Linked DNA regions of Homo sapiens: region 2 is linked to region 1. The links are chromatin contacts, found by Hi-C in ENCODE. All regions are on one chromosome and are shown on one strand. The core of a region is the stretch at or near the end of the contact, and the rest is flanking DNA. Distances in the headings are between cores, read along the strand shown. Region 1 has its middle 96 kb from the start of RFX6. Region 2 has its middle 66 kb from the start of VGLL2.

What was found. A loop is a pair of places that touch in the nucleus more often than their neighbours do. Pooled maps may share reads with other maps.
Region 2: a map of Right ventricle myocardium inferior shows a loop between it and region 1 (4-fold over the local background). The contact joins two enhancer-like sites. A Hi-C loop is called at or near these places in 17 of 168 maps with a recorded cell type or tissue (HepG2, Panc1, Right ventricle myocardium inferior and 5 more), 14 of 37 single-sample maps with no recorded cell type and 14 of 50 pooled maps.

The regions. Positions count from the first base shown.
Region 1 is chr6:116,970,387-116,976,698 of GRCh38, forward strand. No RefSeq gene overlaps it. Among named protein-coding and RNA genes, the nearest start is that of RFX6, 96 kb to the left of the region's middle. Within about 2 kb of position 3,790, at least 2 of the 41 ENCODE cell types and tissues checked have a DNase peak (open chromatin) inside an H3K27ac peak, as active enhancers do.
Region 2 is chr6:117,196,801-117,203,112 of GRCh38, forward strand. No RefSeq gene overlaps it. Among named protein-coding and RNA genes, the nearest start is that of VGLL2, 66 kb to the right of the region's middle. Within about 2 kb of position 3,416, at least 3 of the 41 ENCODE cell types and tissues checked have a DNase peak (open chromatin) inside an H3K27ac peak, as active enhancers do.

The DNA.
Region 1 (6,312 bases), core at 2,540-5,039:
TTACTAGACTTAAAATTAACATTTCTTAATATAGAATATCCAGTAAGTGTTCAAATTCTAATGCCCTATGAATCATTGATTTTTCATAATTTGTTTGAATTAATTTCAAAGTAAGGTTCACAAATTGTGCCTCATTGATATGTATTTTAAGACATTTTAATCTACACATTTCTTCTCCAACTCTCTTTTCTTTGCAATTATTTTTGAGGAAGCCAGATTGTTTGTCCCATAGAATTTCCTTCTTCTGGATTTTACTGATTGCACCTCTGTATATTTTAATAAGTTTTTTTTTGTCCTCTGTATATTGGTATTTGAGCCTAGAGGCTTGCCAAATAGGTTGAATTTTTTAAGCAAGATTACTTTATAGGTAGTGGTGTGTTCGTCTATCAAGAGGTATCAAGAGTCTGATGATTACTCCTTTGTCCTGTTAGCAGCTGTTGATGCTCAATGCCTAAACAATTAATTCATTCATTGTGGGTTGGAAGATAATGATAGTAATGATATGCTAATTCAATAATTTCTTATGTACTTAATAACTGGACTATTCTACAGAAAAATACTTATGTTTGGTTACCCAGTGATATAGTTTGTGTAGGAAAGACAAGTTACTAATTTTTACCTTCTATTTACTAATTATCAAAATAATGAGGTGGTTCCCTAAAACCCTCCAAAAGTGACTAATTAATTTTGTTTCTAATCATGTGTCTTTAAATGACCTTTAAGGTCAGTTTTGGAATAGTTGGGTTTTGACACAATTCACAGGTTTCTACCAATTAATTATAAATTTGCTTTTCCATTATTCTTATTCCATTTTTTTCCCTTTTTTACAGTGATATGTATTTTCAACCTTTCATTTGGATAGGTATCTTTTTTCCTTCAGTGGGAAGTTACCTGTTCCTTCTCCCAAAGCCTTAAATATTTATTTCTATTTTTTCTCTCTCTCACCCAGTCTCAAACATAAACCTACTCATTCATGCATTCATTCATTTATTTGTTCATCCATTAAACAATGCCTGTGAGTGCTAACTATGTGCCAGGCATTGTCCTGAAACAGACAAAAATTCCTTTATTATTAAAATTATATTGCAATGGGGAGGACAGGAAACATACACAAGATAAAAAAGACCTCCCACTCCTGTTTTTAATGCCATCCTCCCATTTTTGTTCCCCTTTCTTCCCAACAGCATTGTCATCAGTTTTAAAGCCTTCTGAATTATAATAATGAATGAAGCTATTTTTTTTTGTTTGGAAGTTGGCAAGAAGTTGAGATGCAGGGGAATTGGAAGGAAAAGTTTTTTGTTTTTTTTTCTGCAGTTGTGAATGTATAATACTGTGTTTCTTTATGTCGGTATGTTTATACCTAGTTGTGCCTATGTAATAACTTGGCCAATGGCTAATCAGGGAGTTTGGGGGGTCAGAAGCCAGGTCCCTGAAAATGGTATTGCAGAACAGAAAGAGACCGGTGATCACTGGTGTGCTAGATACTCTGGGGACTGGGATACAATTTTTTTGGTATTGTTAATACTTTGTTTCTCTGCCTAAACTAGCATTTCTTAAAATGATGCATATTTGAATTTCCAGGAAAGCATAAGAACTACTAATGCCCAGGACGTAGATGAATACATCAGAGTTTCTGGGGGATGGGAATGGAGACTGTTCTAAAAGGTCCCCAGGTGATTCTAATGTGTAACCAGAAATGAAAATGTGAGGCTAAACTTTCTGTTAAGTAATGACCAAATAAAGCAAGTTCTTCAATACTGTCATTAGAGGGCAGCACTGCCCCAAAAATTCAAAAATCTGACCTGTCATCCATGTCTCATTGCACTAGTTTGATAGACATTTTTTTGCATTTTAAATTAAATATCCTACTTTTATAAAACTGTACTTGGGTTCCAGAATTATCTAAGCTTTAATTGTACTTTATAATTCTATTAATTTTAAAGTAATAAAAATTTAAACTTTTAAAGTAGTTCTGATTATAACAGCAATTTCAACAAATTCAGGTCATTTCAAACTACATTAAAATTTATTTCAGTATTTATTTTAACTGATACATATCATTGCACATATTTATGGAGTACAGTATGATGTTTTGATACATGTATATATTGTGTAATGGTCAAATCAGGGTTTTCAGCATACTCATATATTTATCATTTTTGTGTGGTTAGAATATTTGAATTCATCTCTTATAGCTATTTTGAAATACAAAATATTTAACTACATTATTTTAAGCCAACATTATTTGAAACTACAGACGAACAACTCCAAAAACATTACCATAATAAATAACATTTCATTTTTGATGAAAATTGGGAGAAATATTTCAAGATTTGGCAAATAGTATTAATTTTTTAAAAAATAACATGAGTTGTCAGCATGATTGATTTCCAATCCTAGAGGTTCAAAGTGTACAAAGTTGGACAAGATCAGGAAATAATAGAAAGGAATGTATTTCATAAGCCTGTGTCAGTGTCTGAGAATAATTTGAAGATGTTTGCTGTACTGATTAGATTCGGCAGATGGGAGAATTCTTGAGTCAATAACCCAGCCTGATTTTATACAAAGATTCTCACTTCCTGAAAACTTATGAAAGGACATTATATATTTTTAAAGGCTTTACCTCCAGTCTGCATTATATATGAGTGGGGTTCCTATCATAAGATGGCAGAGAATGTAGTTGATCTAATAAAGATTAGGTTGAAAAAGTGATTATTCCCTAAACCTTTTCAGGGTGGAGAGAGTATGGGTGTCAACTTGGTGGAGTGCTGTTTGAGAAGTAGCATTAGGTTTACTTAAACATGGATTTTATGGCACCATATGGATCAAATCTTTCTTCCGTCTACTTTCACTTGTTGTCAATACATACGTTTAAAAAGTAAGAACTCTTCTAAGAACTGAAAAGTCCCACAACAGAAGTCTATTTATCAAGGGCCTCATTTTACAATGAAACTTATCTGTCTCGTTGTTCTGAGTACTGTAAAAATCTAGTTATTTAAAGAATCAATGCAGCAAACCCAGAAATAGTAACTTTTTTATATTCATATATGTATAGTCATTTGGATATAGAAACCAACTTTATACACACACGTAAACATACACACATACCCTCACCAATGGACTTTGGGCTTTAATAACATGATGTTTCTATTAAAATTTAAGTTCCATCCACACACTATGCCAAAAAGTCTCATTAATGTAAAAATGATCATTCAACAACATAGCCTCAAAATTCACAAACACTGCAGCTTTTTACTCCAGAGGTCCTTATATAGATGGGCAAGACTTCTCTTCACTGCAGATATTCCACTGCATCCTTGTAAGACTTGAACTAGACATATATAAGATTATAAACTAGTTATACCCACATTTATGTAGTAGAAATTTGTTTAAAGCACAGTGAGAAAGGCAGCAAAGACCAAAGACACCTCCCCTCTTATAAATAATATTTCTCTTCTTAGGTAAAATAGATTTGTACCTGATCTTTCTAGCGAAAATACTTTTCATCTCTAAAGATGCCAAACTGCCTGTGTTGTGCTCATTCTTCAGCGTGTATGAATGAAAACAAGATAAAACATGGTGTTAACAGATAGCAGAAGAGCCTTGCTCGTAATGGTGCAAGGACAATGAGCATTCCTAATCCCATGCTTGGAACACTCTGCTGCCCCCACATCTGCTGGTCTCCTTTCCTATAGTCATGGGAGCTATTTGGCCATTTTGCTTAAGCGCACACAAGTCAACTGATTCCCCAGTCCCTTTGCCACAGGCCTGCAAGCGTAGGATGGAAAACAATTTCAACATTCGCTGCTTGGACTGCCGCCCTTAGAAGCACATTTGTTGTTCATACATGGTCTTTTGGCTGCCTTCTTTCCCAGCCATCTGTTAAAGGAGACATTGTGCCTGCTCTGATGGGATGGTGCCACTATTTCTAAGAGACTCACAAAGTGTATGTGTCTTAACTACCTGGGCTTTACAAATTTCAAAGCACATTTACTGATTGGTATTGAATTTTAAAAGCAATGCATAATATTTGTTGGTTTGAAAAAATCATTATTAAAGACTATTTCTTAAAGCAGTTTTAGGTTAGCAGTAAATTGTGAGGAAGGTTCCCAGATATGCCAAATATCCCTTCCCCTACACATACATTTTAAAACTCTGTAGAGCTGAGAAATAAGTAAGGGCTACATTCTGTGTCCAGATAACTTGTGAAATTCCCAAAAGAACTATCCAGATCTCCTTTTAGTGGGGGCAGACAATGATATTGAATGCTGCTTTTTCCATGATTGAATGCAGGATATAAATACAGCTGTATGCATCACTGCTTTCTCCTTTCATGTGACCAGCTCTGAGAAAACAGTGACTATACACCTGTTATCCTCTTATCCTCAGGGCTACACATGTCTCATCAATTCACAGAGCTCGTTTATACACTCGGAATAGTTGATTTGTGTATCATTGATTATGCTTCAGTCCATGAGAGCCAAATTTTCATTGGCAAGCCATATTAGCACTGAGAGTTCATGTATGTGGTAATAGATTTGCTCTATGACATTCCCAAGGACTGGGATTGCCTTTCCAAAGACGGTTGGGTTGAGCTTTTTGTAGCTTTCAGCTTGTACATTTTTGAAGTTTGCCATTTCCCTTTTCAAGTTTCCGATGTGCTTTTCCCCAGATTCCTAAGCATTCCCAGGCAGAGTCTGAGCCTGTCCCCAGGTCTCTGTCAGGTTTCATCTTTCCACTGGATAGGTCATCATGTTTTGCAGCCAGCTTGTGTATCCTTCTGCACTTGGCTGATGACCATTTCACATATTGACATCTGGATCGGAAAGCAAAGCTAATTTGGGAAGCAAGACTAACAAAGCCAGCCAAATACCACCTGAATGAACTCTAGCACTGACTCAAACAATAAAAATTGTTATTGTGTGTGATTACCACCAAATTTTATCATTTCTAAGTCTTGTTCCTCCAAAATTCCAGTTAAAGTAATAATTTCTTAACTGAGACTAACACATTAAAAGAATAATCTAAAACCATGTATTTTTTTGGTAAAGGATTACCAAATTTATAGTATTGTGTTCATGCTCAGGACTAGATGATTATTATTTATCTTATATAGAAAGTAGAATCTATCATCTTTTTAACAAACAGATGTGGTAGGTGATGAAGATACATTATCTCACTTCATCCAGGGGGATTTTGTTCAGGTGATGGGTAGCTGTAAGTGAAGTGGTTGCATATTGTGTGAAGAGCAGTCCTCATGCAGAGTGCCAGGCTAGGCAGGGAAGATCTAGAAGAGGAGTAACTGGGTGGAAAGGGCAAACAGCAGAGGGAAGTTCTCATGAGCTGAACAGTGGTAATGGGATAGCAAGCAGTGAAATGAGCTCACTGACCAGTTCAGGAGAGTGTAATAGGCGCCTTGTAACTGAGGATGAGCAATCTGATCTCAGAGCCCCATGCAACAGGAAGCTATGACTGGTTCTGTGTACTGGGCTAGGGTGTGGTAATCGAGACTACTTATGATCTGTTTGTGTTCCCCCCAAACTAATATGTTAAAGCCCAATCCCCAGTGTAACGGTATTAAGAAGTGGGGCCTAATCAGGTAATTAGGTCACAAAGAGAGAGCCCTCATGAATGAAATTAATTCCCTTGTAAAAGAGCCCCCAGAGAGGTCACTGTAACTTTTTACCATAACTTCACATGTCCCTTCTGCCATGTGAAGTTACAGTGAAAAGACTGCCATTTATGAATCAGGAAATGGGTCCTCACCAGACACGGAGTCTGCCAGTGCCTTTATCTTGGACTTACCAGTATCCAGAACTGTGAGGAGTGTTTGTTGTTTCTAATCCACCCAGTTTACGGCATTTTGTTATAGCAGTTTGAATGGATTAAGACACGAATTAAGGCTTAGGCTGAATGTAGCCTAAAAAATTACATCACAGTGGGACAGAGCCTAGGAAGGCTTACGGCTGATTGCAAACCTGAGGTGTTCTAGCCTACAAATGGGTAGTTAACTGCCTCTGACAGTGAGCTCTGAGAGAGAAGCACCATGTATATCTTTCTTGTACATCATTACGTTTCCAGGGTTGAACACAGAACCTAGCACAGTCATATACTGCATAGTGATGTTTTGGTGAACTATGGACCACATAAACAAAGGACTATGGACCACATAACATGATAAAAAAGCTGAAAAATTGCTATTGCTTAGTGATGTTGTAGCCATTGTAATATCATAGTACAATGCATCACTCACACGTTTATGGTGATGCTGGTGTAAATAAACTTCCTGTGCTGACTTTTTAATAGTTATTT
Region 2 (6,312 bases), core at 2,166-4,665, 230 kb after region 1:
AGCATTACTATCACATTGACTGAGCACTTCTTGTACTAATAGACCAAGCCTTGGCCCCAAATCCACTCCTCTCTACACCCTCTCAGGTTCCTGAAATTCCTGCAATCCCAGCTTTCTCCCTCTCAAGTATGCACGGCCATCCTCACATGACAATGCAATGTATATGTTCCATATTTTCTGCATCCCTCCACAAACATTGATTGTTTCACAAAGTAAACCATTATAATTCTAAATTGGCTGGAAGCTGATGGGTTTCTGCATCTTCTTATGCACAGGAATAACTAAATCACAAGCAAAAAAAATTAAACCACATTTCAATTTCTATAGGTAGCTAAGTACACATTAAGCATCTACTTTGGGCCCAACACTATGAGAGAAATCAGAAAAGTATGAGGAAATGGTTCTCAAAATGTGCTTCCGGTGACGCTAAGGCTCTCTGTAACATTTTAGGGGACTCCATGAAGCCAAAACTCTATTTTCATACTGTAACTAACATGCTATTTGTCTTTTTCACTCTTACTCTTGTATGAATAAACAGCGGGGTTTTCTAGAGAGTGTACAACATGTGATATTAGAACAGACTGAATGCAGAAGCAGGCATGAGAATCCAGCTGTCCTTTGTTAAGTCAGGTACTAAAGAGACTTGGAAAAATGAAGAACAATCCCACTCTGTTTTCTAAAATAACATTGTCTTGGAAAATCTAGTTATATTTTATAAAATATGTGACTTATATTAGTGTATAATGGATGAGTTACTTTAAATAAATTAATAAATGAATATTTTATTTTTGTCAATATTAATATCTAAAATGATAAATATCAGTAGATATAACTACATAAACAAAAACTCTTTGGGGTTCTCAATAGCAATTAAGAATGTAAAGGCATCCTGATTCCAACACTTTTTGCTAGAGGTTGGCAAAACCAAGTTCTGCCTCCATGCTGGGATGGCAATATTGGATCCTGGTATTTCTCAGAGCACAGAATCTACAGTATAAACACATCTTTCTCTTCCTAACATTGCTTCCTCCCAGAGTATAACTTTGGGATAATTATGCTAGCTCTCTTCCTCTCACCAGCTATGAGGATTAGAAGTGACAAGGAGTCAACAGGACAAAAGCTCCGTCCTGACACAGGGGTGTAGGTGGCTGGTGGGTTGGTGGTGCAATGTGCAGATTGAAGGTGCCCTGGAAGAAGGGCAGAGATGGTAGGGGGCTATAGTTAGGTGCTCATGAAAATTCCAAACAGAATTTTGGATGTAGAGAGTAGACTTTTCGATGTAGAAGTAGAAAGTTGAACACATGAGTGAATTATGTAAGGAAGTCATGGGCATAGAAAAGTTAATTTAAACAATGGAAACAGATGGATTTTTTCAAGGAGAGTATACAGAATTATAAGACAAAATGCCCAGGTCACAACTCCAAATGATCCTAATATTTAAGGCACAGGTAATAGAAGAGAACCCTGCAAAGGACACTGAAAGAAAGGGGTCAAAGTGGAAGGAAAACTGAGTGTGGTGTTACAGCAGCCAATGAAAAAGAACATTTCAGAAAGAAGGGAGTGTCATCACTTGAATGCTGCTGAGAGATCACATGAAATCAGCATTGAAGTGTGCCTGTTAGTTTTAACAACAAGGTCACTGCAATCTTGGCAAAAGCCATTTCATAGAATAAACATCTTTTGTTTCAGTCTGGTTATAAAATCAAACCATGAAATTTTGATTATGAAAGATGCTTAGCAAAACCTTTTTCAATTTCCTATTTTCTTACTCATACAAAAACATAGTAATTTTTAAAACATGATGTCTTTTGAGCCCAACATATTTAAATGTCTTTTGTCCTTGTTGGTCACTACTGAGAATGAATTAAATCTTCTCAATAGTGAAGTGTTGAAATAATTTATTACAGGTAGGAAGTATCTCCAGCCTGAAAGTTCCTGTGTAACGGAGGTGTTGGTCATCTACAGGAAGGTGCCCATTCTAGAAACCTCGTCATAAACTGTATTTGAGTTCTGAAGGCATCAAGAGAGATGGGATGGGTCGTGGCTATAACTGAAAGGGAAGAATAAACCTACCATAACCAGGAAGAATGGATCCTTTAATTCTGAAGTGATTACATTTGGAGGGGAGGGGTTATTTAGTTGATTCTATTTAGTTTTTTGCTTATTTATGTTTTGGCTGTGATTTTAAGTATTGTGTGATAGAAAGAGTAGCAGCCTGAGTCTGGTTGCCCAGGCTCGAGTTCCTTCCAGAGGTACAGCAGGCTCTGTGTCTTCAGGCTTCCTCTGGACTTAGCAAGGCTTAATCTCTCAAGTAAATATAAAGGTGCACACCTGCTATAGACACATCCAGTGTGAAGACAGCTAATTCCCTACATAAGCTTCCATCAAAAGAATGTACCCACCATTATCTGAAACCTTTCTTCTAGTCTCCCTGTTTTCTTTGCATCATTATCTCCATGGACCTCTACATATTCTTGGAACTCCTTCCTCCATAATCAATGAAAACAGAAGTGATTATTTTCCTCTAAATTCCTCTATGGAAGACATGTGGCAGTTAAACAGTTAATCATTACTACTTTTTAAGTAGCTCTTCTACTATGAGCTCAAATTGCCATTGAATTCTTTTGTTGTGGTTGTTTAATTTTTCCTGCATTTATTTTTTGCCTCTAAAAACAGATCCTATGCTCCTTGATGGGAGAAAAAATTTCTGATTCATCACTGATTTCTCCCACGATACCATTTATGGTAATACCCATAAAGTGGGCAGTCAAAAGATATTTAGTGAGAAGTTTGAGAAATAAGTGTAAAAATATTTTAAAAGGTAAAAATGTCACACAAATATAAAGAATTGTTGTTACTGTCCTTTGCTATAATTTCAATGATAATTCCGCTTCTATAAGATACCAGTCAAATGAAAGAGAATGCCTTGATTCTCAAACCCCAACACATTCCTCCTGTGATATAAAAGGCCTCCAAACTTTGAAATCATAAAATTACATTCATCTAAAATATATGGTTATATATGTTTGCTCTGCTTTTCATCATTCATGTCAATAGTTCATTATTTTGCTTTTACTCCTTAAACTCTCCTACAGCTAGACAGGACCATTAGCAACAGAATTGGGCTACTCTGGCAATATTAAATGGCTAAAGGCCAGAATGCAGTCAGTCTAGTTAGCTGGTCTATTTTAATTTTGTTTCTGCATAATGAAAACAGTCTGCTAAGATGCGTGTGACTTACGTTGACCCACGGATACATCCATTTTTTTTAAATAGATGTCTCTTCTTTATTGAAGACAAGTATGTCTTGTCACAATTTGGCTGCCTAATTTTAGCTCCAGTGGGGTTTGCTTAGACACCAAGCTCCAAATCCAGGCCAGAAATAGGCAGAAGAGTGATGGTCATGTGTTTAACAAGATCCCAGGCAACGGGCCAACACACATTGGAGCTAGGTTGGAATTTCTTGCCCTGTGAAAATGCAGTGCTAAATCTTCCTATCCCTCTTCTCTCTTTCTCTACAAGTGGATCTCCCCTGTACAGTGAGCTGTCACCTGAAACTAACAAGGAGGATGTGACTCCCAGCAATCTGAGCTACAGTGAATAGTGCGTGACCTACCAGTCTTGACATGCCAACTTGGACTATCATTTCTAGAATGGTTGAAAAATAAATTTTAATGTAGTTCACCTCGATATATGATTTCATTAAAAACTTTTAAAATGGGTACATCTTTACAGTCCTTTGACACTCTCAGCATGTAACACATAGTATTTCTCTCTCTCTCTCTCTCTCTCTCTGTCTCTCTGTAGAAAATTGCTCCTTGTTCTTGTTTCACACTTTCTCATTAGGGCTTTTTAAATAAATATCTATAAAGAGTGAACTCCTACACTCCCCACTCTCATCCTTTTGATTATTATTTGTAGATTTACTGAGAAAATTATTTTTAAGCTTGTAAGTACACCTTGTTGTTTTTAAGATATCTAAATTTGGCTATATGTTCATGTTTCCCCAACTTTCTAGGGCCTTCATATCCTCTTTCATAGAAACTTTGCCATATGTTAAGGTAGTCTATAGAGCCAAAAATAAAAATAGCACATTTATAAATGTGTTTGTCTTTTCTATGACTGACTCTCTAGGATACCTAAAAAGGAACATATAAGAATGAAACAGTCTCTATCAGAAAAGACAGAGAAGCCTGCGACCTCATACAGCATAAAATCTTTGAGTTATTTTCTGAAGATTTTTTGAACAGTTATTAGCTACCTACAGTTCCCAAAATCAAAGAATCAATATATATTACAACCAACCACCATATTTAAAGATTTAATTAAAGTTCTGAACTCTAATAAAAAAAATTTACCCCGGGGAAACTCTTAAGGTGTATTAACTGTGTCCCACTCAAGGGGAAATATGAGTTTCACATTGGATCTAGAAAACCAGACTTGGGTTCCTCTTGGTATAAAGGGGGCATTGGCTATAAGAAGTTTTTTCCAGCAGTGGTAGAAATGGATATGCTATGATCTTTCCTTCTTACCTGTACCTTATTGTGACTTAAACATGGAAGGTAGGGAAACCATCTCTGATTACAGACCTAAGTCACACCCCTCTACCACATACCCAGAAAAGAACATCTGTTACACAGACTGATTAATTCAGTGAACCACCCAATAGGACCAACAGCATCACCACTTAGCTAATGGGCTAATAGATGGAGATGAGCCAGCGGCTTATGTAATGATCCAAACTTTAATGATAAAGGAAAGTCCTAAGCATGATATTAAATATTTTGACTGTGAAATATCTCACTGTCATTATTATTGATCTAGAGATGGATCTTAAAAAGCTTATTGGGAGGTCATGGGAAGGAAGCTAAAAATGGTTTTAGACATAAAACCATTCCTTCTCTCTCTGCGAAGGCCTTCCTCAGGGAACAAGGATGCCCCTTGAGGAGGAAAACCCCTTCAGCTCCTGGGACTCACTGTGCTCTCTCCTGCTTCTGGGCCATTGCACCTGGCATCCCTTTTGATGCTGCGCTCTTCTCCTCAGTCCCCCTTTGCTGACTAACAGGTCTTGGGTTCTTCTGTCACTTCTTCAGGAGTAAGGCAATAAGAGGACAGGGACACTTGCTAAGTCAACCAGACACACTGGAGAAACCCTGGTCAATGCCTTCGCCAACTTATCTGCATCTCCTCATTAACAGTTTTGCTGACTGTTGTTCTCCTCAATACTCTATACTTAATCATATTCATTAAACTCCTAAAATAAGAAAAGCACAGTACAAAGTACTAAGAAATAGTAACTATTAAAGAGGGAGAGTGGTTGCCCTCAAAGAGATCGGAGTCTAGCAAAAGGGAGAAACATACAAACAGGTCATAATAGCACAAAACAGTAAGGCTATACAGAATGTGTGGTCAAAGTGCTATAGCATTTTTTGTTTTTTTGTTTTTTTGAAAGGGCGTTTCGCTCTCTGCCCAGGCTGGAGTACTGTGGCACAATCGCCGCTCACTGCCAGCTCCGCCTCCCGGATTCAAGCCATTCTCCTGCCTCAGCCTCGCGAGTAGCTGGGACTACAGGCGCCCGCCACCACGCCCGGCTAATTTTTTGTGTTTTTAGTAGAGACGGGATTTCACCGTGTTAGCCAGGATGGTCGCGATCTCCTGACCTCGTGATCCACCCCCCTTGGCCTCCCAAAGTGCTGGGATTACAGGCATGAGCCACCGCGCCCAGCCATGCTATAGCATTTTCATAGGTGGAGCTGAGTATGTAAGGTTGAGTAGGATTCTTACAGGTGAGGAGGCAGGAAGAACATAGTAAGCAGGAGACAAAACATAACCAAAGGAAAGACATCACTGGCGGTAGAAAGAAGTGTGTGTGAGTGCTACTTATGGGAGATGAGCTATGCTAGAGAGACTGGGCAGGATCAGTTATGTAATTTGTAGGACCTGGTACAAACTGAAAATGTCAAGCCTGTGGTTCAAAAAGCAGGGGGAGAAGTTCAGTTAAAGATATACCGACATATAAAACTTTTTCCTTTTTTAACAAAAAGGAATGGAGTGATTGTGATACAGGACTACAATGTAAACTTGTAAATTGCAATATATATATATATATATAGGGATCATCGTTTTATGTAACATAGTGAATAATATCTTATTAACATGCTATCTTGGTTGATCATATGATTTTCTGGTCATTTTTCTACAAATCTGTAAGTTCAAAATATTGACACATTTAGCAACTTCATTTTCAAACAATATAATTAAAAGCAAGTCACTATTGGCAAATGCAAAATTGCAAACAAATTTTGATCTGTT